Linked DNA regions of Homo sapiens: region 1 is linked to region 2. Evidence: chromatin loops called from intact Hi-C (ENCODE). Cell type or tissue: endothelial cell of umbilical vein. All regions are shown on one strand. Links, peaks and the distances in the headings refer to the core of each region. The heading gives the core; the rest is flanking DNA.

Region 1 (16,530 bases), core at 2,897-10,896, 130 kb before region 2:
AGTTCTTGTCTGTTTTTTAGCTTAGTTTCTTGCATTGCTTTCCAACTATTTTTTATGTGACCCTATTGCAAAGATGATTCTGCCTAGCCTTATAGGTATTAGTACATAAACATCATTTTTCAAACTCCACATGCTTCTCAGAATCCTTACGAACTTTTTCCTAAAGCCCTGTTGAACATAACTTATTTTAGGCCTGCTGGTGCATGTTAGAGAGAGTTCTAATGTTTATCCCTCTGGTAGCTTTACTGCCTTCTAACAACACACACACACACACACACACACACACCTAGAATTCTCACTATTTTTACTAAACTATACTATTTTCAACAATTATAAAATTCTGAAAGCCAAAGTTAAGAAATGTATTACCAAATTCACTCAGTTCTGTTGCTTTCAGATAGATACAGAAACTCAGGCTAATTAGTAACAAAATATTGCTGAAAATCTGTGTTTGCCTTGGCATCCTTCTGCCCAACTCATCAGAAATTTTGGTGGGGTGATGGGAGGGGGGTGGTAGGATTACCAAGGAAGTAGAATTTTTAAAATGTTAATTCATTTTTTTCTCCTAGAATTTGTATTTTAAACTTTTAGGTCTATAGTAGCAAATGCTTACATAGATTATTAAAATAATTGGTTCTTAAAGCTGTTTATATTTATAGTCTAAATATCCAATGCAATTTAGTGTTGTCAACTTGCTTTTTCTTTAACTGGTGTAATTTTGAAATTATTTTTTCACAAAGGTATAGATACCATTTCAGGGAGGTTTTATGAAAGGGACTAACTCATGGTACCTATCCTTTCAGTCCCTGTGGCTTCTCCCTAATTCTTCCCTATAGTAATATTGATGTAATGTCTGGAGTTGCAGCAACCATTTTGTGACTAAGACTCTGAAAGTCCCATGTAAAAGTTTGCAGAGCAGTCAGAAAGAAGGAACCTTGGTCCTGATGACATCCATGAGCAAATGCACCAGCACTGGGCCACTAACCTTTGAACTTCTTGTTATATGAGAAAAAATAATTTAAAGAACTGTCTGCCAGGTGTTTTGTTGCAGCTTAAGCCTTTCTGATATAGACTGTTTCCCACCTTGGTTCAAATACCTACCATGGGACCAACCAATAAAAAATAGCCATGAGTGAAAAAATGGGATCATGTAAGAACATGGACTCTCCCGTTAGTGTTTTGGGGTAGGGAAGTTGGAGATATCATGTGGGGTATCATTTCTAGACAAAGGGAAATGTGATGAGCAGAAAGTACCATAAATGCCCACCAGAGGGAGAAATTTTTGAATATGATTCTAGGGTTTTGAGCCTACATATCTAAGATTAACAAAAATAGGGAACTTAGAAAGAAGAACTAGCAGGTACAGAGCAGGAGTTTATAGGGAGGACAGGAGATAATCAGTTTGATAGAGACAATTCTTAATAGAAGTATTCCCACCAGTTTAGCTAAAGCTCTCTGGCTGTTCCATTTGCCCAGATACAGGAGCTTCCTGGCCACTCCATCCCTTCAGTATAAAATGCTCTTACCATCCATTCTCAGAGTCTTAAAAATGTTATGGGCCAACCAAAAAGGTGGGTCATTTGAGAAGATGCTGATGACAAAGTGTTGGGATATATATAGGTGTTCCTCCTGTGAGGCAATCAAAGAACAATGGGTATTGGGTACATGTTTAATGGTCCTCATCAGGCAGCAATAAGAAAGATATTTAATATTGTTCCTGTACCTGCCTCCATGATGCTTTCAGGGCACTTGCAACCAGTAGTACTTGCTCAAGAAACATAAAGCTACTTCCATTCATGTCATTGAGAGTTCATCTCCTCTGGTGGACTGGAATACTCTCTTGAAAAATACACATTTAAGACCTTTTACTTTAGACCCATATCAATATCCATGTAAACTTAGGAGTCAAAAATCAATTCCCTTTGTTCTCTGCATCTATCTAGAGTGATCTTTTCCCCCATGTCTAACTCTTTAGCCTGGGCCAGGACCTATTTCTAGAATTAATGAGGTTGAATGAATGCAGGAGGAGGGAAAAGCACATTTGAAATATTCTCTTACTGCAGACTTACTGCAGACATGTTGAACTTGAGACATTAGTAGCTATATAAATGGAAACATGAGGCCAGAAAGGGATGAGGGCTGGAGAGAGAGATTTTTGAGATACCCATAGTGCTGGGATGATGAGCTCATTCAGAAGAACTCTTACAACTAAAAGATAAAGGGCTTGATGTCAGAACATGGGACAACAGTCACATTAGGGACAAAAAGCAAGAAGTCTTGGGGCCTTGAGTGTGATGTCACAGAAACATGGAGGGAGACAGCACCAAAGAGGAGAGTGGGGTCAGCAGGCAGAAAGCTTTACTCTCTGATCATCCAGAGAACAGAAGTACCGAGTAGAGGCTATGGGAAATAATGAAGTCATTGGCTGCCTTTGAAACAAGAGTTTCGGAAAACCTGTTGGGGTGGCAGCTGAAATGAAAGAACATATAGAACAACAGTAGCTCAGGGTGGGAAGTTGTGATGTTGATCTTTTATTTGGAGTGGAAGACTAGAGCATGGTTCTGTTTGTTTTTGCTTAAGGAAGTGAGGCAGCAGAGAGAACTAAAAATACAAGAATATGTGCCACTCAGAGACCTCATGGTCAGGCTCAAGGTTTGTTTTACTTTCTTCTCTTCCCAAATTGCACCATTCAGGCTGCATTCAAGGAGTATAAAGGTCAAGGGGAATGAGAAAGAGGATTGAGCAAAGGAATAGCCATTTGGGGTTCTAATATATGTACCTTCAACGGATCTGGCTTGCTTTCTCCAAATATTTGTCCTCACCTTCATTCTAACCAGCACTCAGGCAGCCTTCCTGTGTAAAACAGGAACTCAACTATAACTGAAGGGTTATGAGAACTTTGTAGGGTAACTGACCAACTTTGTTGGTCAAACTGAGTCCTGAATCGTTTATTCTTTCTATAGACATTTACTTAGCACCTTCTATGTGTTAGGTTCCAATCAACCCCATAAGGTAGACAGGACCACTATTGTCACTACTCACATGATAGATTAGAAAACTGAGGCTTAGATGGGTTTAGTGATAGACCAAGTCTAGACCTTGTCTCTAAGGCTCTATTAATGTTACAACATTGCTCTTCATCTGACCCAGAGTCATTGTGTGCTAATACAATGTCAATAACATTTACTAAACACCTGCACCTTACTAGGAACTTCAGGACACACAGAGGAGCTGCCAGCCTTTCCCATCCTCCTAGGAAAAAAGGATTCCATTTGAGCCACCAAATAATCTCTTCAAATGAACTATTACATAGGCATTTGTAATAGTTGTGGGACCATGACAGTGACCTTGCAAGCAGAAGCCAGACATATCATTCTTAATAATCAATAGGAAGAAATTAGGATTGTTATGTGATCTTTAATATATACATACTTTTTGAGACGGAGTCTCGCTCTGTTGCCCAGGATGGAGTGCAGTGGCACGATCTCAGCTCACTGCAACTTCTGCTCCCAGGTTCAAGCAATTCTCCTGTCTCAGCTTCCCAAGTAGCTGGGATTACAGGCACACGCTGTCAAGCCTGGCTAATTTTTGTATTTTAGTAGAGACGGGGTTTCACCGTGTTGCCCAGGCTGGTCTCGAACTCCTGAATTCAGGCAATCCACCTGCCTCAGCCTCCCAAAGTGCTAGGATTACAGGCATAAGCCACCACACCCAGCCGTGATCTTTAATTTAATTTTTAATAGAAACATTAAAAACTCAGTTACTGTAGGTTGTAGATGAAAAACAGTAAAACTACTTTTGTTGGTGCATTGTAATTTAAAACATTAGAAACATTGAGAATTAATGTGTTTTATTTTTTCACACTTCTATAAAGTAGTTTGAACAGTGCCTCCCTTCTTTTTCTTATTGTATAACTGAAGATATGAAACAAGTATCTTTTCTATGCCTCAGTGAACTGTCAGACTTTCTAAGTCTGGATCAGCTTTCAACATTTGATCCTTTGTGCCTTCAGTGTTGCGAAATATTCTAATAGTTTCTTTAACGTGAAATGGGTTTTTTCTTTTTTTTTTTTTTCCAGCATCACTTCCTCTGAAATATCTTCATCCAACACAAACACTTTCTTCACATATGTCAGTAAGTTTGCCTTCACTAAGTTCCTGTGATGGTTAATTTTATGGGTCAAATGTACTGGGCTATAGTGCCCAGATATTTGGTCAAACACTATTCCAGATGTTTTTGTGAGGAAATTAACATTTAGGTTAGTAGACTTGAAGTGAAGCAGATTGTCCTCCAAAATGTAAGTGGGCCTCATCCAATCAGTTGAAGGTCTGAATACAACAATAGACTGACTTCCCCTGAGCAAGAAGGAATTTTGCAAATTCTGTCGCCAGTTGGCCTTCGGACCTGAACTGCTACATCAGTTACTCCCTGGATTTATTCTGGCCCACCCTGCAGATTTTGGACTTTCCAGCCTCCATAATCCTTAAAATCAATCAACTAATTCCTCTCTGTCTCCATATATGTAAACACATATACATTCTGTTGGTTCTGTTTCTCTGGAGAACCTTGACTAATCCCGTTCTTCTGGGTGCATATCTAAGTGCCTCAAAAGGCAACAATGTTAACATTGCCCTGGTTAGCTATTTATTCAGTAATTCCATTTAGGTTCAACTAGAATTTCACTTCCAGTTTTGTTGCTTTCTGTTTCTTTGCTGCACTTTCATCTTTGTTGACCAATTCCTTCTTTCAATGATCCATTTTTGTAAAATGTCACATGCGTTTATCATGGGGCAACAAAGAAACAACATAGCTACACACTTTGCATAAATTGTGCATAAACTGAATAACAGATGGGCACTGACCAATCACCAACAGACTTTGAAAAAAAGTAGCATGATTGGTCGTGAACATGATGCATTTATGTTATTTATGTAGTGATTTGTGGACTGAAGAGCTAGCACCAGATTTGTACTTTACACAACTTTACACAATTACCCACAGTTATCTAATGTGGTAACTGAAATTTGAACTCCATTGGGGAGCTGGTGATATTTAACCAAATCATGATAACGAAATGTAATTTGTGCCTCTTGGAATCATGCAATGCCATGACTGCCTATATTTACTTTTGAACTGATGGCCTAGGTTCATAATAAAGAAGTCTCTACCTACCATGAAGGACCATGTACCAAAGAAAACAAGGTTCTCAACAGAATCAGCAGCGTCTCCATAAAAATTCTAGTATTTTCTTAACTTGAATTCTTAAAATAATGGAGACTTATTTTTCTGCCTATTTTCAGTGAATAATTGACACTTGTAGAATCACATAAAAATATACAAACAGAAGAAATGGTTTGTGGCAGAGACAACTAGTTGTCCAACAAAAATCCATTTTTCTCTTCTTACTTTAATAATCATTCTCCAGGTTTCGTGGAGCATATAGCAGCTTCAGCTAGCAGCTATAGTAGAGCAGAATGCTTCCACTACACTCATATCCCCTCTTGAAGCTTATGATCAAATCCTGGCCAGTAGGATGTGAATAAAACTATTGTGTGTCACTTCTGAGTTTATTCTTAAAAGGAATAAATGTGCTTCCTCTGGCCTTTTCGCTACTGGCTAGGATACAGCTGTGAAGGCATGAAGTGGAACAGCCACTTTGAACCCAGAAATAAAATCTGTGTGTTGAGTGAGGATGACAGAGCAACACTATGCATTTTGGACTATGACTCTGGAAAGTTCAATCAGACAGAATGAACTTCACTTTTGTTTTAGCCACTGAATTTTGGGGTCTTTTGTTATAAACACTAAATTATAACCTAATAAATACGTGAATGGAATCCTTTCTGAGAATAACCAGTAGCCTAACGTAGTAACATAGGGAGTTTATGCACATCACACTAAATAGTGGATGGATTATCTCTATTCTAACTTTCACTTAAAGATGACAGGAAGAAAGACTGAGGGCCTCAAATGTAATGGCATCCCCTTATGAGGGAATAAGCTGAGCGCGGCCTACTGAAGACAATTAATGGTCTAGTGCAACCAACATAGAGAGGATGGATAAAACCTGACTCTTGCAGAGTGGATGTGATGTTTTCCACTTAGCATTTGTTGTGCACTAAGGCTATGAACCTCCATTCTTAACAACAAGCTGTATTGGGAAGGGGGGCCTCCAATATTTAAATTGAATTTCTAGGAGCTGCTGGGGTCTAACCAGAGAGACAGCGTTTATGGCAATACTGTGTTTATAGAATTTGTGTCAAAAATAAATTTAAGGTGGTACAAACCAGTTTAGTCATCGACATGAATATAATTTATCCAACTACAACCACTGAAATACGTGCATAATGAAATTTGGCTCTTTTTTACAGAGCACATTAGAAAACATGATACATCAACAAATGTGTGACACTCGTGTGTACACTAGAGGGCACTCACCTACTAATTTGCAAACCAGCATCTAGAGCTTGGGATCTTGTTAAAAGTGTATGTTTCGAGGCTGTAGAGGAGCCTGTGAACCTGCTTTTTAATGGGATACTCTCTAAGAGCATAGTTAAGGGAATGGCTCATGGAGTCTGATGGCCAGGGTTTGAAAACTGGCTTTGCCATTTGTGAACTTAGGCAATTAGGTAACCTCCCTGTGCCTGGATTTCCTCATCCACTGGATGAAGTTAGAAATAACATTTCCCTCTTAGGGTAGTTGTGATGATTAGATAAGTTAACTTAGAACACAACCTAGTGCCTAGCAATATATATTAGCTCTATTATTATAAGTATTATTTTTAATAATCATATTTATTGATTGTATAGCAGGGGACCTTAGAGTCACTCTTGAGAAATACAGAACTATTTTAAAAATTTAAAAAGGGGCCAGGCACAGTGGCTCACCCTGTATTCCTAGCACTTTGGGAGGCCAAGGTAGGAGTTTTGCTTGAGGCCTAGAGTTCGAGAACCCTGTGAGCAACGTAGAAAGACCTCAACTCTACTAAAAATTAAATAAATAAAGTAGTCAGATGTGGTGGTGTACGCCTGTAGTCCCAGCTTCAGGAGGCTGAAGCAGGAGGATCGCTCGTGTCCAGGAGTTCAAGGCTGCATTGAGCTATGATTGCTCCACTGCACTCCAGCCTGAGTGACAGAGACTCTGACTCAATCAATCAATCAATCAATAAAGAAGGATCCTCTTAATAGTGAGTACCCAGTCAGGCAAAGACCTCATGTTCCGACTCTTAGCTACAGTGATAATGGAATGGCAGCAACAAAAATTGCAGAATAGAAAATGGAGCGAAATGAGGCTGGTCTTTTTATGCTCTGTTAAAGAACTTGTACATTATTCATAAGTCCATAGAAATCCATCAAAAGGCATTAAAGCAGAAGATGGCTTAATGAGGTTTATATCTGAGATAGATTATTCTGGAAGTGAAATGGGGGGGTGGGAGGCAAGGGAAGAGAGTGGAGGCAGTATATCGGGGAGGTCAGGTAGATGTAATGCTGCTCCTTTTCCAACCAAGAAAGGGTTTCCAGAAAACTTTAGGATTATCCACAACAGTGACTCACAATAATTTGAACATTATAAATCCTTCCTTCTTTGGAGTTCAAACCAGAGCTCAAGCTTGTAATAAAGTACTCTGCCTCAACCACACCCCGCTGTTTTATACAAACATATAGGATAGAGTACCTGGCAGGCATCCTCCCTAGGTTTTGAGCAGCAGATCCTGCAAGGAGAACTCCTGTGAACTATGCAGTCACCAGAGAAAAACTGGACTGTTCTCTGTAGCACCAGAAGCTGAGAAGGGGGTACATCCAGCATCTCACCTGGTGATCCTGTAGATGTTGGGGTAGATTTTCAGGAACTGTGGCAGCTTTGAAGTGTTTGACCTAAGAAATACTGAAATAAACTTCAGTTCTGCTTATCATGCCAGTGGCTAGAATGGGAGGAGCTGCCACAGGGGTGGGAGAGGCCAGAGGAGGAGAGGTGATCTAGGGTTCTTATCTAGGGTTCTGCTCTCCTTGACTCTGCCTAGAATTCTGATGCCATTCTGATACCATTAAATTATCAGCACCAGGGAAAATAACAATATGAGTATTTTCTCTAGTACCTGAGGAGTGAGTATGAATGATTGCATAAGAAAGGAATTCATTCCTGGGGGTCCCTCTGCCAGGAGCAGTTCCTACTTATGTACTCAGCCAAGTTTTATGTATCACCCGCATTTCTTTTTTTTTTTTTTTATACTTTAAGTTTTAGGGTACATGTGCACAACGTGCAGGTTAATTACATATGTATACATGTGACATGCTGGTGCGCTGCACCCACTAACTCGTCATCTAGCATTAGGTATATCTCCCAATGCTATCCCTCCCCCCTCCCCCCACCCCACAACAGTCCCCAGAGTGTGATGTTCCCCCTCCTGTGTCCATGTGTTCCCATTGTTCAATTCCCACCTATGAGTGAGAATATGCGGTGTTTGGTTTTTTGTTCTTGTGATAGTTTGCTGAGAATGATGATTTCCAATTTCATCCATGTCCCTACAAAGGACATGAACTCATCATTTTTTATGGCTGCATAGTATTCCACGGGTATCACCCACATTTCTAATCTTTCAGCTGAAAACATACAAAATGTAAACAGTGAAACAGCTCTTCCTTCTGTTAGAGTTTTTGAGATTGCAGAATCATGGGATATTGTCTTAGACTGTTTAGAGCTAAAAGGAACCTACTCCAGTGGTTCTCAGACTTGATTTAGTATGAGATCTCTTTAAATAAAATCTTATGAAGAAGTCCAATTCCTATGTGAACAGAAAGCAGAGCTGCTTTTGTTGCAGGAGTGTTCTGGCTGGGCAATGACTCTCCTGTTTGTCAGCCTCTAACACAGGATTATCTGAATCACTTCTTTGAACCTCTAGGACCAAGAAGAGCTAAGTCTGAAAGTCATGATTAAATGAATTCCTCCATTTTACAAAGGACAAAAATGAGTCCCAGAGGGTTAACAATTAATTTAGTAGAGTGAAGTAGAGTGAGAGACCCTTAGGGAGGGTGCATAGAAATAAGCTGAAGGTCACTGGTTCAAATTAATGGTAGAGAATAGAGATTAGAGATATTTAGGATCTAGGCTCACCGTATCCTCCACCTCCCAGGTTCAAGCGATTCTCCTGCCACAGCCTCCTGAGTAGCTGGGATTATAGGCATGCACCACCAAGCACGGCTAATTTTGTATTTTTAGTAGAGATGGGTTTTCTCCATGTTGGTTAGGCTGGTCTCAAACCCCTGACCCCAGGTGATCCACCCACCTCGGCCTCCCACAGTGCTGGGATTACAGGCATGAGCCACCACGCCTGGCCAAGAAGAAGGTTTAATTTAGATCTAGAGAAGGATTTCCAATAGAAATGGATACAAAACTTTGCAACTTGGAAATCACTGACCTGGAATCTGTTCAATGTAGCAAAGCTGCATATCTGTCTAGAGAGAATGAAAACTAGTTTTAATTACAGCCTTATATTCAGGTGGAGACTATCAAACAGCTGTTAGTCACCATCATCTTTGGCATTATCAAACATCCATTAAAGGTCTTTACAAGTTAGACACAAAGGCGCTTTTCTTTCTGGACACAGTTTTTGCAGATCCATAGTTTAGACAGACAACAACATGGTGATTTTCTGATGACTTATGGGAGGAATATTACCCAGTTCCAAACTTTTTCTCTTTCCACTCTGTGTTGAAAATTAAACTCAAAACTCACTTGGTTCAGGAAATGTCTACCCACGTGACTCTGCTTGCCATTGTAGCAACTTTTATTCTTAATTTACTTTGTTGAACCTCTGTTCCTCACCCATAAGATAGCAATAAGAAAATTTCTCACTGTTTTTGTATGAAAAAAACGAAACAACCTATCTTAGCTGTTTAGCACAGTGCCTGACACTTAGCAATTATCTAAAAACTTTTAGTTTCTCCTCTGATGTGAATCACTGATGACTTATTAATTTGACTCAGTCAATTTTTTTTTTTTTTTGACAGCGTCTCGCTCTGTCGCCCAGGCTGGAGTGCAGTGGCGCAATCTTGGCTCACTGCAACCTCTGCCTCCCAGGTTCAAGAGATTCTCCTGCCTCAGCCTCCCGAGTAGCTGGGACTACAGGCATGTGCCACCACACCCAGCTAATTTTTGTATTTTTAGTAGATACGGAGTTTCACCATGTTGGCCAGGATGGTCTTGATTTCTTGACCTTGTGATACGCCTGCCTCGGCCTCTCACAGTGCTGGAATTACAGGCGTAAGCCACCGCGCCTGGCTGACTCAGTCAAATATTCTATCAAAATAATAAATTTTCTTATTATTCCTATCTTACCGGTGCATAACAGAGGTTCAGCAAAGTAAATTAAGAATAAAAGTTGCTACAGCAGCAAGTGGAATCAGGTGGGTAGACATTTCCTGACCTGTTAAGTTTTGAGTTTAATTTTCAACACAGAGGGGAAACAGAAAAAGTCTGGAACTGGCTAATGTTCCTCCCATGAGTCGTCAGAAAATCGCCATGTTGCTGTCTGTCTAAACTATGGATCTGCAAAGAATTACAAAAAGATCAAATTTCTCTTTATCTTCCCATCTTTTCTTTTAGAATCCACTCTAATTTCTAGGCCCTGTTACTTTTTGTTTCATCCATTCCTCCCTTTTTTCTTTTATTCTGGAATAATAACAACAATGTTAACTGATGATATAAAGAAAGTGGAGACTAAAGTTGATACCCATATTCAACACTGTAGTTTATCTTTAGTTACAAAGCTTTTAGAATTTCTTTTCCTAAAACATTCACATTTCTTTTTCTTTTTCTTTTCTTTTCTTTTTTTTTTTTTTGGGGGGGGGGGACAGGGTGTTACTCTGTTGCACAGGCTGGAGTGCAGTGGTGCAATCTTGGCTTACTGCAACCTCCGCCTCCCAGGTTCAATTGATTCTTCTGCCTCAGCCTCCTGAGTAAGTGGCATTATAGGTGCCCACCACCACACCCAGCTAATTTTGTAGTTTTAGTAGAGATGGTGTTTCTCCATGTTGACCAGGGTGGTCTTGAACTCCTAACCTTAGGAGTTTGCCAGGCTCGGCCTCCCAAAGTGCTGGGATTACAGGTGTGAGCATCGTGCCCAGCCAACATTCACATTTCTAATGCTTCTTTCATCTTTAGGTGGTTAGAAAACATCTTTTATCTTTAGTTAATAAATTCTATAGCTTTGACCAAGGGTAAGTATCTCTGAAGATAAACTTATGGTCAATTCAGATGAGCAAAACTTTACCCATGTTATTCAAGTGGAAATTCTAGAACTGAAAAATTCAATATCTGAAATGAAAAGTTTGAAGACGCACTTAACAACAGATTCAAGATTTCAGAAGTCTGGAGATTGAGGTTCTTGAGATTGAGGACAAATCAATAGAAATTATCTAATCAATATAATAGAGAAGAAAAAAAGATTGAGATAAGAATGGACAGAGCCTCAATGACGTGTGGGACAATATCAAGAGATCTATATATCCTTGTAGTCACAGAGAGAGAGACAGAAATGGGGAAATGGGGCAGAGAAAATATTTGAAGACATGATGGCTCTAATCCCTCCAAATTTGGTGGAAAACATCAGTTTACAAATATAAGAAGCTCAACAAACACCAAGAAGTATAAATACAAAGAAAATCACACTTTGGAATATTATAGTCAACCTCATGACCACCAAAGATAAAGAGAAAAGCTTGGAAGCAACCAAACATGAAGGACACATTCATACAAAAAGAAAAATAAGATGAACAATGGTTGACTTCTGATGGAGGCCAGAAGACAATGGAATGACACACCCAGAGTCCTAAGAGAAAAACAAATCAATCAACCCAGAATTCTATATCCAGTGAAAATATTCCTCAAAAATTAGGGTAAAATGAAGACTTTTTTTCAGATTTAAAAAAGTGGAAGGAATTAGTCACTTTCAGACTATAAAAAATGACTTTTTTTCATAATATTTTTGAAAAAACAACCAAATGATTAAAGCTAAAACAACAAAAATGTGTGACTGATTTCATAACATATGTGTGTATGTATATATATATATACATATATATAATGACAACAATAGCACAAAGGATGAGGGAGGAGGCATACTGGATTATTCTGTTGTAAAGTTCTTAACTGTATATAAAGTAACTGTATATATACAGTATATACTGTATATATACTGTATATATACAGTATATACTGTATATATAACAGATGATTATACTTAGGATAATAGTATTTACTTGAATACAAAGTATATACTGTATATACAAAGTATATACAGTATATACAGCATATACTGTATATATACAGTATGTACAAAGTATATACAGTATATACCTGGTATATATACAAGTTATATACAGTATATACAGCATATACCTGGTATATATACAAGGTATATACAGTATATACAGCATATACCTGGTATATACTTTGTATTCAAGTAAATACTATTATCCTATATTATATACTGTATCCTATATATACAGTATCTATACTTTATGTATACTGTATACATACTGTATGTATACTGTATAGATACAGTATAGATACTGTATCGATACTGTATCGATACAGTATCGATACTGTATCGATACTGTATCGATACTGTATCGATACAGTATCGATACTGTATCTGGATACAGTATTGATACTGTATCGATACTGTATCGATACAGTATCTATACTTTATATATACTATATATACTGTATATACTTTATATATACAGTATATATAAAGTATATAGTATGTACAGTATATATGGTATATAACTGTATATACAGTATATAACTGTATATAATGTAACACAATACTAATTCTAAGTAGATTATGATAATTTAAGGATTAATACTGTAATCACTAGAACAATCACTTTAGAAAACAAACGGCTAAATACATAGTAGATAAATGAAGATAGAATACCAAAAACAATTTGATTAATTCAAAAGAAGGAATAGAGGAGTAAAGACATGGAAGAAACAGAAATCAAATAGCAAGATGACCCTTCTCAATCATTTCAAATAGTAGAATGGAACACTCCCTTTTCTGAATCCCTTATCATTCTCACAAATTTTTTTTACATTATACCTTGCATGATAAGTATTTGTTTATTATTTTTTTCCTCCTACTAAAGTTCCTCGAGGATTAGTACTGTGGTAAAATAGAAGAAGAGATGAAAACTATGCAGACCTTCAAATTCACTAGCAATTCAATTTAAGGGTCTTCTAGAAGTCTTGTTTGCTCCTATTTGGATAAAAAACCATAAGTAGCCAAGAGTAGGTTCAAGCAATTTTACAATTTCTTGTCATATTTCAAATAATTTTTTTGCCTCCTGACCCATTCATTGATCTAATCATTTCCACATAGTCCCAACTGATCAAGAGGTCACCATAAGCTACATCTAAATCAGATAGCAAAGAGGTTTCTTATTGATGAGGGCCAATTCCAATTAGACATAGTTGCTTTAATGTCAGCCATGGGTATTGTATGGGAGTGGGAAGTGACAGCATGACTGGTGTATATGATGATCTCAATTTCAGGTGTGATGATGCTAATGTTTACTGTGACCAAAATTCCAGAACAAATCCTATAAGTATGTGCTTAGTTGTCAGACATGTGTTCAAATCTGGGAATCAGGAAACAGATGATTATACTTAGGATAATAGTATTTACTTGAATTAGCATGGAAGTTCCTAGAAACAGTCTTATTCAAAAGTTTATCAGTATTTTAGTGTCCATAATGATTCTTCAGATGATGAGATAAAACTTGCTAATTTTGGTCCAAGAGTAAGTGAACTCACTCTATTATTATTATTGATTGTTCTAGCAAGTGCTCCCTAGAGAAGTAGTTTGTAAATAAACACTTTGGAAAAAGTAATGTTTTTATTTGTAGCCTCGATAACCTAGGTATAGATCTATTGAATGTTTTATCAGTAGAAGTTCTTTTTTAGTCCCTTAATTTTCATGCCATATTTTAAAAATCAAAAGAAATGAATTTGCTATTGACTACATAGAAATTTTTAGAATGAATTGATCCTCCTTAAAGCTTACTAAGATGAAAAACTAACTCTAAAGTCATAACCAAATGTTATACAATGTGAGAAAATCAGAATACCCAGAACTAAAACCAGAAAATTAGTATTCGTTTCACTCACACTCAAATATCCTTTTACTCAGTGTCTAGTTCCATTACATTTTTCAAAAATTCTGCCACAGAAGCAGCCAATAACTCTATCAATGTTCATTATCAGGCTTCTGATCAGAGGAGTATCAAGAAGTCATTTTCTAATTCCATTTAAAAAAATAAAGCAAATAATTTTCCTTGAAATTTAATTTGCTCTTGAGAGTCTGATTTTTAAAACCTTATAATCATATGACTCAATGTTCAAAATATGAAATCATCTAAATGTTATGCTTTTCTCTAAAAACACAAAAAGGATAGATGCAAATATGAAAAACAACTCATTTTCATCAAAAGAAGAAAGGGATTACTAAAAACAGCATGAATGTTTGCTTTTTTTTTGACACTACAAGTCTCACTTTCTTTGAACTCCTTTTGTACTTACAATTAATGCAGTTTATAAGTTACTTTTGATTTTTACACATAACAGATTTATTAATAATTTTATGAAGATGTAATTCACGTACTACACAATTCACCCATTTAAAATATCTAAATATCTGTTAAGTCCATTTGTTTTATGGTATAGTTTAAGTCCATCGTTTCTTTGTTGACTTTCTGTCTTGATGACCTGTCTGGTGCTGTCAATGGAGTATTGGAGCCCCCCACTATTATTGTGTTGCTATCTCATTTCTTAGGTCTAGTAGTAATTGTTTTATAAATTTGGGAGCTCCAGTGTTTGGTGCATATATATTTAGGATTGTGATATTTTCCTGTTGGACTAGTCCTTTTATCATTATATAATGTCCTTCTTTGTCTTTTTTGACTGCTGTTGCTTAAAAGTTTGTTTTGTCTGATGTAAGAATGGCTACTCCTGCTTGCTTTTGGTGTCCATTTGCATGGAATGTCTTTTTCCATCCCTTTACCTTAAGTTTATGTGAGTCCTTATGTGTTAGATAAGCCTCTTGAAGATGGCAGATACTTGGTTGGTGAATTCTTACCCATTCTGCCATTCTGTATCTTTCAAGTGGAGCATTTAGGCCATTTATTAATACGTTCAACGTTAGTAATGAGATGTGAGGTACTATTCTATTCATTGTGTTATCTGTTGCCTGAATAACTTGTTGCTGCTGTTGTTGTTTTATTGTGTTTTTGTTTTATAGGTCCTGTAAGATTTATGCTTTAAGGAGGTTCTATTTTGGTGTATTTCAAGGATTTGTTTCAAGATTTAGAGCTCCTTTTAGCAGTTCTTGTAGTGCTGGCTTGGTAGTGATGAATTCTCTCAGCATTTGTTTATTCATTTATAAAGATTAGTTTTTCTGGATACAAAATTCTTGGCTGATAATTGTTTTGTTTAAGGAGGCTAAAAATAGGACCCCAATCCCTTCTAATTTGTAGGGTTTCTGCAAAGAAATTAGCCATTAAGCTGACAGGTTTTCCTTTATAGGCTACCTACTGGTTTTGCCTGACAGCTCTTAAGATTATTTTCTTTGTCTTGATTTTAGATAACCTGATGACTATGTGCCTAGGTGATGATCTTTTTGCAATGAATTTCCCAGGTGTTCTTTGAGCTTCTTGTATTTGGATGTCTAGATCTCTAGCAAGGCCAGGGAAGTTTTCCTCAAATATTCCCTAAAATAAGTTTTCCAAACTTTTAGATATCTCTCCTTTTTTGGGAACACCAATTATTCTCAGGTTTGTTCATTTAACATAATCTCAAACTTCTTGGATGCTTTGTTCATTTTTTAAATTATTTTTTCTTTGTCTTTGTTGGAGTGGGTTGATTCAAGAGCCTTGTCTTCCAGCTCTGAACTGTTTTCTTCTACTTGTTCAATTTTATTGCTGAGAATTTCCAGTGTATTTTGCATTTTTCTAAGTGTGTTCTTCATTTCCAGAAGTTGAGATTTTTTTTATTTATGCCATCTACTTCTCTGGAAATTTTTCCATCCATGTCCTGTAACATTTTTAAGATTTCTTTAAGTTGATATTCACCTTTCTCTGGTGCCTCCTTAAGTAGCTTAATAATCGACCTTCTGGGCCAGGCATGGTTGCTCATGCCTGTAATCCCAGCACTTTGGGAGGCCAAGGCGGGCAGATCATCTGAGGTCAGGAGTTTGAGACCAGCCTGGCCAACATGGCAAAACCCTATCTCTAATAAAAATACAATAATTAGCCGGGTGTTGTTGCGTGTGCCTGTAGTCCCAGCTACTCAGGAGGCTGAGGCAGGATAATCACTTGAAGCCGGGAGGCAAAGGTTGAAGTGAACCAAGATTGCACCACTGCACTCCATCCTGGGGGACACAGTGAGACACTGTCTCAATAAAATAAAATAAAATAATAAAATAAATCGACCTTCTGAATTCTTTTCCTGGCAATTCAGAGATTTCTTCT
Region 2 (14,990 bases), core at 6,991-14,990:
TATTTATCACTCCTCCATCTCAAGAAGGTAACAGAGCTTTGGTGTTCTGTTGGCTCAGTGATTTTTTGGTTACAGAATAAAAACTAAAAGTCACCAGATATCCAGAAGACAACTCAACTTGTGTTTCTTTTGTTTAGAAATCTTAGACTGATTGAGTCAGAGAAGCAGGAGTCCACTGTTGTGCTTCATGTTAGGGGAATGAGCGTGGCGAGGTGGAAGAGGCAGGTTATTCTACAGAGAAAGAGAAAAGAAACCTAAGGAGAGAAAGAGTTTGGGCGACTAGCCCAAGACTGAGAAGTAGAATGGTGAGTTGTGGATCCCTGGGATAGCATCGCACAGATCCCAGCTCTAGGTGACCTCCCACAGGGAATGCGAATGAACACTATGGGAGGGGAAGCACAAGTGAAACAGAGATAAAGCGATCAACAAGATGACCTCTGAAGACTCTTTCTGGACACCATTAAATATTAGACTGTAAGCAGCCAGGCATGGTGGCTCACACCTGTGATCCCATTACATTGGGAGGCCAAGCGGAGGATCACTTGAAGCCATGAGTTGGAGCAGCAGCCTGGGCGACATAGTGAGACTTTGTCTCTACAAAAAATAAATAGCCGGTGTGGTGGTGCGCACCTGTAATCTGAGCTATTCAGGAGGCTGAGGTGGAAGGATCACTTGAGCCCAGGATTTGGAGGCTATAGTCAGCTATGATTGTGTTATTCATTATACTCGAGCCTGGGTGACAGAGCAAGACCCTGTCTCTAAAAATTTTATAAAATAAAAATAAAAAATTTGCTCTCTCTCGAGGGTGGGAGAGAGAGAGAGAGAGAGCGAGCGAGCACCTCTAGAGAGAGCAAGCAATAATTTCTTTTTATTTTCCTGCTGGTAAACTGTACTCCTAGCACCTAGAACTATAGTGCCTGGCAAATAGTAGGCACTAAGTAAAGATGTATTTAATGATTGAATATGAAGTATGTTAATGACATGAAGGAGGAAAGTTCAAGTAAGATGAGAAAAAGGAGAGGTCAGGATGACTGAGGTTTCATAAGTGGGAGAAAAAGCATTATCACCAATAAAAATGTAAGTTAAATGGCTGGCTGAGCTGGAAGCCTAAAGAGTTTAGCTTTACATTGGGAACTGATAAACACATGTTAAACTGAATGTTCAGCAGGCAATTGGAGATACAAGACTAAGACTTAAGAAAGTAGTCAGAGCTAGGAATAGAAGACTCGCTAGTCCCTCAATGGAAGTTGGGTAATGAATCCTTGAGAGATCTCAGATACAGAGTAAGTGTTGGAGGTAGGCGGTACTGAACTGGAAGGGACATGCACCTTTTCTGAAGTGATGTTCAAATGAACCTGTGAATAATCCTGGGGTTAAGTAAAATTTAGGAACAACTTCCAAATCTTTAGTATTGGTGTGTTACTGTTTTTCAGCCTGTGGATTAGAGTTTTGTCTGAGACATTGTCAGTAAGCAGGACTCTTCACTATCAAGGGCCCAGGAAGATTCAAAATATTCAACTTTGTAATCTATAGCCAGTAAAATCTTTTATCGCTTATACAAAATATTGTGGGTCCAAAGTCCAGGACCCATTTGATTTTGTTAAAATGCATTAATTTATTATGTGATAAGCAGAGACATACAATTAAATTCTGCTTACATCCTTCCCTTTCTCCAAAGAGCACAAATTATATGTGTTCTTTTTTAGTCCTTAGGTAAGGATTCATAAGACCCTTCATTTTTGGGGATAATAAAAAATTATAATGATGATTGAAGTTATCAGTATTTACCACTTTTGAAGCATTGCAGATAGCTGTTTGGATGGTCAGTATATCACCATATGGTTAACATACTCGTCACAAGTAACAGTCACTGCCATTAATGAACAGGATTTGGAAAACTTTTGCTAACATGGCACTTTTGAGTACAAAAAGTAAATTAAAAGGTTTACAAGAAGATATAGTAAAAACAAACAAAAACTGTAGTAAAACAGATTAGTAGTCAAAATCACTGGGAAAAAATCGCCAATTTAAATCTTTCTTTATACTTCTATTTCAGATGTTCACAAGTCTTAGTTTGTGTTACTACAGCAAAGTACCATAGATTTTGCGTGGCTTGGAAACTGTGGATATTCATTTTTTAGTTCCAGAGGCTGGAAGTCTGAGATCATGGCTGAGCTCTGCTGAAGATCCTCTTCCAGGCTGCAGACTGCCATCTTCTTGTCGCATCCTCACACGATAGAAGGAGTTTGAGAGAGATCTTTGGGGCCCTTTTTATAAGGGCATTATTCTCATTCATGAGTGCTCCACCCTCATGACCTAATTACCTCCCAAAGGGCCCACTTCCTAATACCATCATGGGAACGAATGAAAGGTTAGGATTTCAATGTATGAATTTTTGGGGAACGCATTCAGTTCATCGCAAGATGTTCCCTGTATGTATGGCTCTTTAATTATTAATGCTGTTTCTCTTGTATTCATAATGTTCTGTAGTATAATAAACAGTTCCCCATAAGAAGCAGAAATGAAGAACTGAAGTACTGGTTTTGCATGCTCCTAGGGAGCTGCTAAACATATTTTTCCTATGAGCCTGATGCCATTAGTTACTGCTTCTGCCACTACAGTTACCTTAAAAATTGGATTCATCCCCGAAGAGTGAGTGAAAGAGATCATTGACTCAGCTAGGAGGAATGATGCCTGTGGTCCTGAAGAAAGTTTTCAGTAATCTACATTCTACATATCCCTGAAGAAAACATCATGGTGTTTGAGAACCAGAACTGAAACAATGGGAACTGGAAATGACTGCAATTCCATTTCAGTTGACAGCTTAATACTCATTCACAAAAGGCTAATTAAGGCTTCACAGGATTCACATTAAATTTATTATGGCTATAAATGTTTTCCTGGAATGTCACATTGTAGAATAATAGGTATTAATTTTTCTTATTTCTTGAACAGAAAGGCACTATGTCCCCGTTTTGACACATATTAGCTCTAGATCCTTGAACAAATTATGAAACTTCTCTGAGTCTTCAATTCTTCATCTGGAAAATGGGGATAATGATAGCCCTCAGGGTTGATGTGTGTAATAAACAATATAATCTATAGAAAATCTCCTAGCATCTAGAGGGATATAGCAAATATGAACTCACATGTGAGGTTTTTTTTTTTTTTTTTTCTATTCTCTTGGTGTCACTCCGTTTACTTCCAGGTGTAATGATCAAAAGCTGAGAGAGGGCCCCCAGTGTGCATGTGTGGCAATTTCTTGTGTATTCCCCAGCACGAAATTTGTATCCTATTAGTGTCTCAGCTTGACAAGCCACTCTAAGTATCCTTATGATGATGAGAGAATCATAAGTTTGGGGGTAGATGAGTTCTTTTAATTCTGAGGATGAGAATAAATAGCCAAAGTACTGTAACTATCAAGATCCTAATGATAATTGCGCACACACCCCTTTACAATATCAGCTGTTGTCACTTCTCAGAAAAATAATTGATCTCCCTTCCCCAACAAGTAAAAGTCAATTTGATGTCTCTAAGCAATTGCATGTAAAACTTTCTAAGTGTTAAATGTTTTGAAAAAAATTTTTTCAGCTACAAAGTCAATAGGTGCTTATTGTGAAAATCAAGCATTTGGAAATATTTTTACAAACATTCACATGAAGTTGCTTTAAGTCCAGCTCTGTAAACCCCCCAAAACGAGACAAAGGTGTAAGCTAAAAAGGTTAAGCATAACTAATGAATTAAGTGTATACCTAAAGTAAAGCTATTTGTAATACTTTGACAGAATTATTAGTTTTGAGACTCTGAAGCAGAAATGAGGAGAAAAGCTCCACAGACATATGGGGTGAGATACCTCCCTCCTCTCCTGAAAGGGGGGCCCATCAACTCGTACAGTAGTTCAGGCTTCTAGTCCTTCCCATAATCAAATAAGAGCTCTGAGGAAGCTGCCTTGCCCCAAGTTGCCATTATTTTGTAGATTGCCCCCACACAACTCCAGGAAGAGCTCCCACCATCTCTGAGTCTGTATTGGCAACCGCTCAGCAATTGGAAGTTTTCCTCCCGTGTTGACCAAGGTAGCTAGGAGTCAACTAAGAGAGCTCTTTTCCACCCCCTACATTGCTACATTGCTTGTTGACTTGAGGCCAAAATGTCTTCTAAGGAGAAAAGTTAAGGAACTTTAATTAGGGTCTTGAAATTCAAACCCTAAACAACCTTGTAAATTTGATACCAATCACCAAATTGCTCTCTAAAAAGGAAGTAGCACTTTACAATTCCATAAACAGTTTTCTGACACCTTTTAACAAAATTGTATCGCATTCATTTTTTTTAGTTTCAGCCAATCTTATTTCTCATTATTTTTTTAAAGTAGTATTATTATAAAAGGACACAAATTTTTGCACATGGTTGTAAACTATTTGTTCTTTCTTTTCTTTTCTTTTTGTTTTTGAGGCAGAATCTCACTTTGTCGCCCAGGCTGGAGTGCAGTGGCACGATCTCGGCTCACTGCAACCCCTGCCTCCCAGGTTCAAGCAATTCTCTTGCCTCAGCCTCCCTAGTACCTGGGATTACAGGTGCCCGCCATCATGCCTGGCTAATTTTCGTATTTTTAGTAGAGACGGGGTTTCGCCATGTTGGCCAGGCTGGTCTGGAACTCCTGACCTCAGGGGATCTGCCCGCCTTAGCCTCCCAAAGTGCTGGGATTACAGGCGTGAGCCACTGCACCTGGCCCTTGTATTTATTGTACGAATTGCTTGTTTATGGCTTGTGTTCTATTTTAAAATAGGGTTTTTTTTTGGTACTGATCCATAGGCATTTTTTTTAACATATTCTGGATATTCTCCCTTTAAAAAAAATACATTGCAATTATTTTCTGTCAGTTGCCCTATTTACGGTTTCCACTGTACAGATGTTCTACATGTTCAGGAGTTTGGGATGAACTTATCGCCAGTCACACCATCCCACCTCCCCTCACCTTCCAGCCTGTGGTAAAAGAGACTGAGCAATGAAGACCCCTGAAACTTTGACAAAACTGGTAGAATATGAGGATGTCATCATTTATGAAGCTGCAAATAAGCTTCCTGGTAGACTTGACTTCCTTTTCTGTACAATCACAATACTGGAAAAATCATCACAATGGATATTTACATATGCAAAAATGTAGCTGAGACTCTAGTCTGAAATAGAGATTTTGGAGAAGTATGACTCTGCTTAATGCAACTAAACTGCTTTTTGCTAATGTGATACATTTTCTACACTGTGGACAGTCATAGCTGTAAGTCAGGATTTATACTGCTTAGGCACTGTGGGTTTTTTTTTTTTTTTTTTTTTTTTTGAGATGGAATCTCGCTTGTAGCCCAGGCTGGAGTGCAGTGACAGGATCTCGGCTCACTGCAGCCTCTGCCTCCCAGGCTCAAGCAATTCTTCTTCCTCAGCCTCCTGAGTAGCTGGGATTACAGGCGTGCGCCACCACACCCAGCTAATTTTTGTATTTTTAGTAGAGCCGGGGTTTCATCGTGTTGGTTAGGCTGGTCTCTAACTCCTGACCTCATGATCCAACCACCTCGGCCTCCCAAAGTGCTGGGATTACAGGCGTGAGCCACCGCGCCCGACCTACTGTGGCTTATTATTTTTGAGATGCACATGTTCTTTAAATAATTGCTTATAGGAGATAAAACTCCAAGACAGCCAGAAGACTGCACTGGCAGGATTTTCTCCTTGAGTTGGAGGAAGGATTGTATGTAAAAACGATTAGCTTGGTCAAGCTCAGTCATGAGCTAGATGGTGTTTAAAATTGAACTCAATGTTCTCTGACCAATGTGTCAAATTAAAAAAAAAAAAAATTGAACTCGACCTTGAAAACTGTTTTTAAAAAGAAACCTTTTGAACATCATGTACTGTAAAAGAAAAAAAAATTTAAAGTTTTAAAAATTATTCTAAGAGGATGTTGTAAGAAAGTGGCCTCATGTCACTTTATAGGTATCTCCAGTCCTGGGGTTCACTTACTATGATCTGATCTGATTGTCTTGCTGAGAGCACACCCTTATGAGTAGGTCTCTCCTACAAGGAGTAGACATTCTTGCCATCAGTCATGGCAGAAAAGGCTGTACTTGGCACAGAACAGGAGAATTTAGAAGGCAGGCCCTACAATGGGGATGAGGAGGAAATACTTTGGTCTATTCTAGACTGCACATTTAGTGCTGAATGGCCTCCCATGGTAATGTGGGGAACCTGGCCTCTACCTGTCACTGGTGCGCAGAGGCGACAGTCTATGAAACAATAGCATTTATTTTAAAGAGACTGCACCACCATAATAAAAAAAACAAACCTAGTAAAACAGGGCCAGCCCTATATGTACACTGCCTGAAAATTATAATTTTAGGGGCCTTTGAAAGACCTTGCATGTCCCAAGAGTCCTCTCCTTCTTTGTGGCTTTTCCCCTCCCAGCTTATTAGAAGAAATCTTCTACCAAAAGGCCAAATTAAATATACATATATTGGGAGGGTATTTTCTCCAAAACAATGACCAAAAACACTAACCCAGAGAGGACTAAAAACTTTTAATTCCATCACCCTACTTAAGCCTTTGTCAGTTTCCACAGGAATATAAAATATTTATATAATAGCAATCATGTGCCCATACAATAATATATCTTGAATTTTTAAAAATTAATGTTACACTGATCAAAAGCCCCTCCCATCACAGAGAGTTACATAGCAGTGATATCTCAGAAAGAACAATGATTTTGGCCTCAGGTGCTTTCCTTTGAGTCACAGCTCCAATGTAGGCAGCACAGCCCTAGACCACCTGACTCTGTTCCTTCCTTTCTACCATGACTGGCTTGCAGGGTGAGTGAGAGGAACAGATACAATGCATGGTGGGTGGCTGACTCATGGTGGGCAATGACTGGTAGTTAATATTTTTAGCGTTATTTTTAAAGTCAACATTTTACTTCCTGAATTGATGGTTTTGGGGGCAAGCACTGTGCCAAGCCTTCTTTACAACAGAGACTGTTTTAATCCTAATCACCCTTCAAGACTAGCTGTATTATCTCACTTTACACCTGACAAAAAATGAAGCCCACTGTGGTAATGCCACTTGCCCAAAGTCACACAGCAGGTCAGCAGAAGAGGTAGCTTTTGAACTAGGTTGGGGTCAACAGTAGTCACTACTGGCCACTACCAAATATGAAATACAAACGTCACCTCAGAACAGCAGATAGCCTCTCTCCTTAGCACACTGCTTTGCAGATTCAAGAAGTCCAGAAGGCCAGAGTGGATGAGGTGAAATACAGTTTTAGTTTTTAAGATCATGAACAAGGGGTCAGTGAAGAACCCAGGAGAAATTAAAAGAGCAAAGTAAACCTCAACACCAATTAGTTCAGATAGACAAATTCCCTAAAACTCTTTCACTATCCTGATGTCTCAAGAGCCACGTTTAAAATTACAAAATCTGTGTGGGTTATGTCAAAGGCAATCTGTAGAAAGGGCAAAGAATATGAATTATCTGAACCCATTGAGTTTTTTGTTTGTTTGTTTGTTTGTTTGTTTGTTTTGAGACAGAGGCTCGCTGTGTCGCCCAAGCTGGAGTGCAGTGGCGCCATCTCAGCTCACTGGGTTCAAGCGATTCTTCTGCCCCAGCTTCCTGAGTAGCTGAGATTACAGGCGCGCACCACCATGCCCGGCTAATTTTTGTATTTTTAGGAGAGACGGGGCTTCACCACGTTGGTCAGGCTGATCTGGAACTCCGGACCTCGTGATCCGCCCGCCTCGGCCTTCGAAAGTGCTGGGATTACAGGTGTGAGCCACGGCGCCCGGCCATTTTTTTTTTAAAGTAAGGTTGGGAAAACAACAAATGATACCTCCTAGGGCTGTTATTACAATTAAGACAAATACCAGAGCACTTTGGCAGGTGGAGGCGAGCGGATCATTTGAGGTCAGGAGTTCGAAACCAGCCTGGCCAACATAATGAAACCTCATCTCTACTAAAAATACAAAAATTAGCTGGGAGTGGTAATCCCAGCCTGTAATCCCAGCTACTCGGGAGGCTGAGGCAGGAGAGTCGCTTGAGCCTGGGAGGCAGAGGTTGCAGTGAGCCAAGATCATGCCCCTGTACCCCAGCCTGGGTGACAAAGCAAGATTCTGTCTCAAAAAAAAAAAAAAAAAAAAGGACAAATACCAGAAAGCCCATCACAGATGAAGGACTTTGTTCCAGTTCGTGACACATTGCCAACTTTGAATTACATCCAAGTCCGTGGGTCTTCTCTCTGGGGTCAATTGATGGCACGTGATTACACTGCTCAGGGCCCAAAGGTTGGAGCTATGACTTGAATGTTTCTAGACAAGGAATTATTTGACAAACACACTTTAAAAAGTATTCAGAGCCATCCAAGTAAGAGGACATTAATAACGTAGGGTTTTGCCTATGGAGAGAAAAGAAAACGCAAACAGCACGTTCCACCTTCGTTCTCCCTAAAGTAATTTATCTCCTTCAAAAGATAAAAAGTACGAACACATTTGCCCTTGAAGGGCAGAGCCCCGGAATTCAGGAGCTCTCTGAACACTCCTCCCCTTCTGATAGGGACCAAACCTTCTGCTGAGCCTTGTGTCACAGTCAGTCCGCGGCGCCACAAGCCTCAGTGTTTACTTCTGCCGCCTGCCAGCCGGGCGGGGAAGGGGAGTACCCGGCCACCCCTCACTTTAGCTCCTGCAGCTTTCCAAACAAACCAGGGCGGGATGGGAGTGTCTTCTTGGCTGTGGAAATCGATCCTCCTACCTTGTCCTGAAGCCACCCGCCGCCTTTCCTCGTCCCTCCCTTCGCGGTGATTTTCCGGTCCCGGCGCCCGGCGAGGGCGCGCGGCTGGTGTCCGCCCCGCCCGAAAGGTAGGGGTTCGGCTGTGCTCCCGCCTGGTCCCCAACGCCTCACCCTCCGGGAGACCCGCAGCCTCCCACCACTTTGCACCTTCCTCCTCGAATTTGGGGGCGGCCACCGTGCAACTGGCGCCAGCCGCGGAGCAGGAGGAGCTTCCCGCGACTCCGGAGGCGCTCGGCGCAGTCGCCCGGGATTGGGGCTGGCGGGAGCCTGAGACTCCGGGCAGGGCTGCTCCCTCCTCTGCTCCCCCGCCAGATCCGCGGGGAAGGAATCGTGCCCGCGCCGCCCCTGGCCCGCGCCACCTTCCTTTGGTTTCTGCCGGCCTCGGGCTTCTGCGGCCCGATGTGGCAGGCGCCGCGAGAGAGGCAGCAGCCGGCTGGAGCAGCGGCCCCTCAGGTCTCGGAGCCCGGTGCGCCTCTGCGGTCGTCGCTCCTGGGCCTCGGCGGGTCACTCTTGCCGGCCGGCTTCGCTGCGGGTTTGCACTGCCCGGGTGAGGGAAATTGGGGGTGCGGGAAGACCGGTCTGGGCCGGGGTCCGGGCGGCCTGGGGTCTGTGCTGCCCCGACCCTCCGGCTTTGCAGCCTCTGAGGCTCAGGGTTGGGGGTGGGGACACGGAGCGCTGTTTGCCCCTCCACATATCCTGCCAGCACCAAGGAGGTGGCGTGCGGAGGCGTAAAGGGACCATGGGCGCTGGGACCCGCGAGCCAGCCGGCGTGCGCCGCAGCCACCGCCGAGAGGGCACCCGGGGATCCTGGAGCCCCAGTGAAGGGCGGGAGGGACGCGCAGCCTCGCGGGTAAGCCCAGGAGCCGTGGGGGCCGAGAGAATCTGCTCTGGGACCCTCTTTTGTCGAATCGCCGGCGAGGTTGTGCAATTGGGAAGCCAAGAGGAGTGTCCAGCTCCTCGTTCACTATTGTTTTCTTGTAAAAGGGTCTGTACGCGAGGAGGGTTGAGGGGTCTGGAAGGTTCTGGTCTCTTACCGTATAAAGTTTTTCGAGAAACCCTTTTTCCCTCCACAATGGAACTAGACCTAACAAAACAAGCTCCGAGGCAGTTTAGGAGAAAGGAGGACGGTGAGTAAATTGCAGTGTTTGGGCTGCTGTTAATTTTCAAGATAAGGGAGAAGCAACTTGTCATTTTGAGGCCGCCGGCTCCGGAGATCCCGGCAATCTCAAGCCTCTTTCTTGTGTGCTGTTATTTTGGCTTAAAAGAAAACCTATAAAAAGCGACGCCCAGAAACCAAAAACAAACCCAAAGCACCTTCTTTTAGGATTTTTCAGTAGCGAGGGTTGGCGGGGACAGTGGGGAGGAGCAGGAGGGGGAGAAGAGGTTGCTGTTGAAAGGTAATGTTTAAAAACAGTGTGTGGGGGTAGGGATGAAAATAACGTGGTGACTGCTAGTGTATCAGAAATCACACCGAGTCTAAAGTCGTAAGTCCCATTTGCCTTACGAGGACCAGCTGGGTGCTGTGAGTAGGTGGATAGTTAAGGAAACTGTAGATCTGCTGAAAGCTCCTCGTGGTCTGTGGTCTCGTGTCCACGCTGACCTTTGAACCTCGTAACTCTTCGGGTCTCCAGCGGCCACCTCTTTTAGGCTAGCCCGAATGTTTGACTTTCCGGTCCTCAATCTTCCTCACCTAGCTGCAGACCATAAAACTGTCTTTTTATTTACAGGGAGATGTTAAATATTTGGGAACATCTGCTCAGGCTGCCAGGTTATTTTCCGTTTGAAAGCATGCCGATTTGACATTTGCAAGTTGGTTTATGTTGCTTCCTTTTTGTTTCACTAAGAACGCTTTTCATACCAAGATCTGCGAAAAACGATGCCCTTAGACTGTTATTTAGTTTATTGTCTCTGAGTAAGGCCAAATTCCACAGAGGGTCTTTGGATAATGGCAACTTTGCTTATAAGAAGATAATTTTTCTAGAAAGTGTTGCATTGGTCTGGTTTCCTAAGCTGTTCTTGTGGTCATGTAGACTGGGAGGGGAGATCTTCATTCCTTGTGATGTCGCTTTCCTTGAATTGTATTTTTACTATAGTTCCACAATGTCTCAGTCCCAGATTGCACCATATGTTGTTTACATGGTGCAGTAAAATGGGACTGCAATTTTGACTACATTTCAGTAGATTTGTTGGAGATAGTTTGTTCTTATGCCCTATATCAATAATAATAATAAAAAACCTTTGAGGCTCAAGAATAGACAGTATTGACAGAATAATACCATTAAGAGACATACCATTTAAAAACATTAGTCTGTCTCCTGTGAAATTGTAAATCGTAGGTGTTCTCATTCAGTGGCAGACGACTGGATTTCACAGCAGTTTTCTTCTGTTGGAGACATTTCTGTGTTCCACATCATGTGGAACCTTATGGGAGAAGACGTGAGTAATGCCATGTTTCCCGCATTTCCCTGATAAGCATCATCTGCTAACCATGCAGACTGCCAGATGGCTTCCATGGAAATTGTGCTTCCATCCAGGAGTGGTGACCAGAGATCTGTTTAGTATGCATTTTAGGTGATGCTTATTGAGAAGGTGAAGGAAGCATGGAACTCCTATTTGGCACCCACTCTGATTTTTGGTGTGTTCTCATATGCTATTTTATTTAATCTTCCTGACAAAACTCCTGCAAGAAAGGAATTTTTAGCCCCATTTTATAGCTTAAAAAACCAAGATTGCCTTAGGTTGAGTTGCAGTGGCTCACATAAAGGTTTGACTCTACCTCTGCCTACACCATCCCAGGAATCCTCTGCAGTATACATTCTGCACAAATTCTTCCATTTCCTGTGCATATCTTTCTCCTTTGCCTGGCATATCCTCCATTTATATATACCTTGGTCTGAATATGCCTTTCTAGTTATCCCCAGGCTGGGCTTTTTGAATAGGTGGTCTGCGTACTTTGCCTTCCTTGTGACAGCTTTAGACTTTCACCAGCCAGGAACCTTCTATCTTCTGCACATCTCTGATGTGTCACTTAGGTGATCAGGGTCTGGCGAAATCTAGGAGTTTATGCTGTCTTCAATGGGCATATTCCAAAAGTTCTTTCCTTTCTGAATACATTTTCACTGAAGCTCCTACTCAAGCTATATGTTACCTGGAAGAGGTTTTCCCAGGGTTACATCCCCACCCTCACAGTTGAAATGAAACATTCTCTCCTGTCTGTCCCAACTGTGATGGATAATAGCACACATCACACATCACAGTTTCCAATTTAACCCTTAGGGGTTAAAATGGATTTTGATTTGGAGTGAGCTTGATGCATGGAATAGAATGTATACATTGGATATTATAGTGTTTTGGTAGGAAATTTTATTTACAATTCCATATCAGGATGTCAGAAACACAATTCCCTCACCATTGTGGGATAGCTGGAGTTCTTTCCCCTGATGGTGACACCTCAGCACTGAATCAGCTGCAGTGTCTCAGACTTGGTCAGGAACTTGACTGTCGTATAATCAGGCTAAGAAGTGCTGAGATTCTGGCAGTGAGGTTATGAAAGTAAAAGATAACAGGATCAGTAAGACCTGGTTTTCTTCCTTGTGCCCATGTTTGTTTTTCTTGGAGAGCTTTTGGTCATCTAGGAGGATTGTCCAGTTTACCTTTTTACTGCCACAAACTTTTGTATCTGACCAGGGGCCTTCCTCTTCCTGCACCATTGAGATAGAGGGAAAGGAAAGCACCTAGCCCTTAGGAGATTTTCTTAAAAACATTGGAAAGCTGAGTGAAAAGTTATCTTCTCCCCCATTCTCTCTTTCCCCTTCTTATATGCTTAGCCTAAGACAAAGTATACAGATAGCATCATTGCATACTTTGCAATGTATTTAGTGCTAGGCTTTGAAAGATGGTTTAAACATTGATTTACTTTTTATTTGGTTGGGAATGGAAAGATCTTTAGGACATGATGAGAACAAGGCCCCCAGAAGAGGAGACGGCAAGGAAGCTGGAGATTCCTCCAGAGGTGGGAGGGTTATTCTCACCTTCCACAGGTTGTGGAAGCAGGCCTGGAGTTGTTATGGCTGTGGGTCAGAGTCACTATGCTGAAAGATGGGGGCAACAAGGGAGCAGAAAGTGTTTTTTTCAGTGGACTTTGGGTGATATTCCATGTGGTCATCCATGAGATGGGACTTCCCTAATGGTCAACCAACATTCACTGAATGTCCACCATGTAACAAGAGATGTTCTTGTGGGTGGGGTTGGGAGCGTGCCGTGTTGGACACAGCAAAGCCCCTGCTCTTACAGAGCTTATGTTTTATGGGGGGCAGAGTCAAAAAATGAGTTACAAATACATGAGGCATGAGTGAATTTGGGTCGTTTGAGAAACAGAAGGTGCAGTGTGAGAAGAGAGTGGTTAAGACAATATGTAGTTAAAGAAGAGTGCAAAAGACGGAGTGGGAGGAGATGTAGTCAGTAAGATAGGAAGGCAGATTTTGTGGAGTTTGAATCGTATTCTAGTTAGAATTGGCATGCCTGGAGATTTTTGATGAGAGCCTAATTCAGTCTTCACCCAGTCATGATAGGCTTTCCTGTCTCTTCTTTTTCTTTCTTTTTGAGGTGGAGTCTTGCTCTGTCACCCAGGCTGGAGTGCAGTGGCTCGATCTCCGCTCACTAAAACCTCTGCCTCCTGAATTTAAGTGATTCTCCTGTCTCAGCCTCCCAAGTAGCTGGGATTACAGGCATGCACCACCACACCTGGCTATTTTCTGTATTTTTTTTGTAGAGATGGGGTTTCGCCATGTTGGCCAAGCTGGTCTTGAACTCCTGAATTCAGGTGATCCGCCCACTTCGGCCTCCTAAAGTGTTGGGATTACAGGCGTGAGCCACCACACGCGGCCCCTTCCTGTCTCTCTGTCTCTCTTTCTCTCTCTCACACACATAAACACACAAATTTCTACCCTTAGTTGCCTTTTTTTCTTTCTACTAATTTACCATAACTGATTTCCCCTCTCTTTTCCCTAGGGCAGAGCACAGGAATATCACAAAGACAGGCAGAGCTCAGAGACGCCTATACAGTATTCCTTTTATCCTCTTGTCCTTTGATTTCAAGATGTCTCATCATCACCACTCTATTAGTATCTAGGGAGACTTGGCACAATTTTTAGATAGAAAATTATTTTTGAGATTCTTTGGCCCATTGTTAACTCACATACTTAACTAACATACAAAACAACTAAATTATGGCTTTTCTGATTAACACAGTGGCATAAAACCTGAAACCTCAGGAGACCTATCTCACATTCAATGATATCCAAAGGCTGAAAGTAAAGGGATGGAGAAAAGTCTGGCAAGCAAATGGAAAACAGAAAAAAGCAGGGGTTGCTATTCTAATTTTAGACAAAACAGACTTTAAACCAACAAAAACCACAAAAGACAAAGATAGTGATATGGTTTGGATCTGTGCCCCCACCCAAATCTCATATTCAATTGTAATCCTCAGTGTTGGAGGTGGGGCCTGATGGGAGGTGATTGGATATGGGGGGCAGTTTCTAATCGTTTAACACCATCCCCCTGGGTGCTGTTCTTCTGATACTGAGTGAGTTCTTACAAGATCTGGTTGTTTAGCCTCCCCCCGCCCTCCCCCCACCCCCGCCTTTCCTCCTACTCCAATTATGTAAGATGTGCCTGCTTCCCCTTCACCTTTTGCCAGGAGACTTCTGTGAGTTTCCTGAGGCCTCCCAGTCATGCTTTCCGTACAGCCTGAAGAACCGTGAGCCAATTAAACCTCTTTGCTTTTTATATTACCTAGTCTCAGGTATTTCTTTCTTTCTTTTTTTTTTGGATAGGGTCTCACTCTGTTGAACAAGCTGAAATGCAGTGGCACAATCATTCTTCACTGCAGCCTCAGCCTCATGGGCACAAGCAATCTTACCATCTCAGCCTCCTAGGTAGCTGGGACTGCAGATACACACCGCCACACCCGGCTGATTTTTTAAAAAATTATTTGTAGAGACGGGGTCTCACTGAGTTGCCCAGTCTAGTCTTGAACTTCTGGGCTCAAGCAATCCTCCTGCCTCGGCCTCCCAAAGTGTCGGGATTACAGGCATAAGCCACTGTGCCCAAACTCAGGTATTTCTTTATAGCAGTGTGAGAATGAACTAATACAGATGGGCAATACATAATGATAAAGG

Evidence for each region. A loop is a pair of places that touch in the nucleus more often than their neighbours do. Peaks named below come from ENCODE experiments on the same cell type or tissue, not always from the same donor. Only the 100,000 strongest peaks of a DNase experiment are listed, where the experiment ranks them.
Region 1: it touches region 2 in a loop (4-fold over the local background); 16 of 110 quality-filtered maps call a loop at or near these places.

The regions. Positions count from the first base shown.
Region 1 is chr3:98,595,833-98,612,362 of GRCh38, forward strand. No RefSeq gene overlaps it. Among named protein-coding and RNA genes, the nearest start is that of CPOX, 10 kb to the left of the region's middle. In endothelial cell of umbilical vein, for the core only: a CTCF peak has its summit at 6,426 (motif pointing right); a DNase peak (open chromatin) is centred at 6,469.
Region 2 is chr3:98,723,654-98,738,643 of GRCh38, forward strand. It overlaps ST3GAL6-AS1 (ST3GAL6 antisense RNA 1), which reads right to left and starts at 8,998. Exons shown (of 5, transcript NR_046683.1): 1 at 8,773-8,998. It also overlaps a transcript of ST3GAL6 not described here. RefSeq lists enhancers at 8,464-9,212, 9,213-9,960. In endothelial cell of umbilical vein, for the core only: no CTCF peak of the experiment used is centred there; DNase peaks (open chromatin) are centred at 8,578, 9,938, 10,808, 11,268 and 3 weaker places; H3K4me3 peaks cover 2,487 bases; H3K27ac peaks cover 4,081 bases.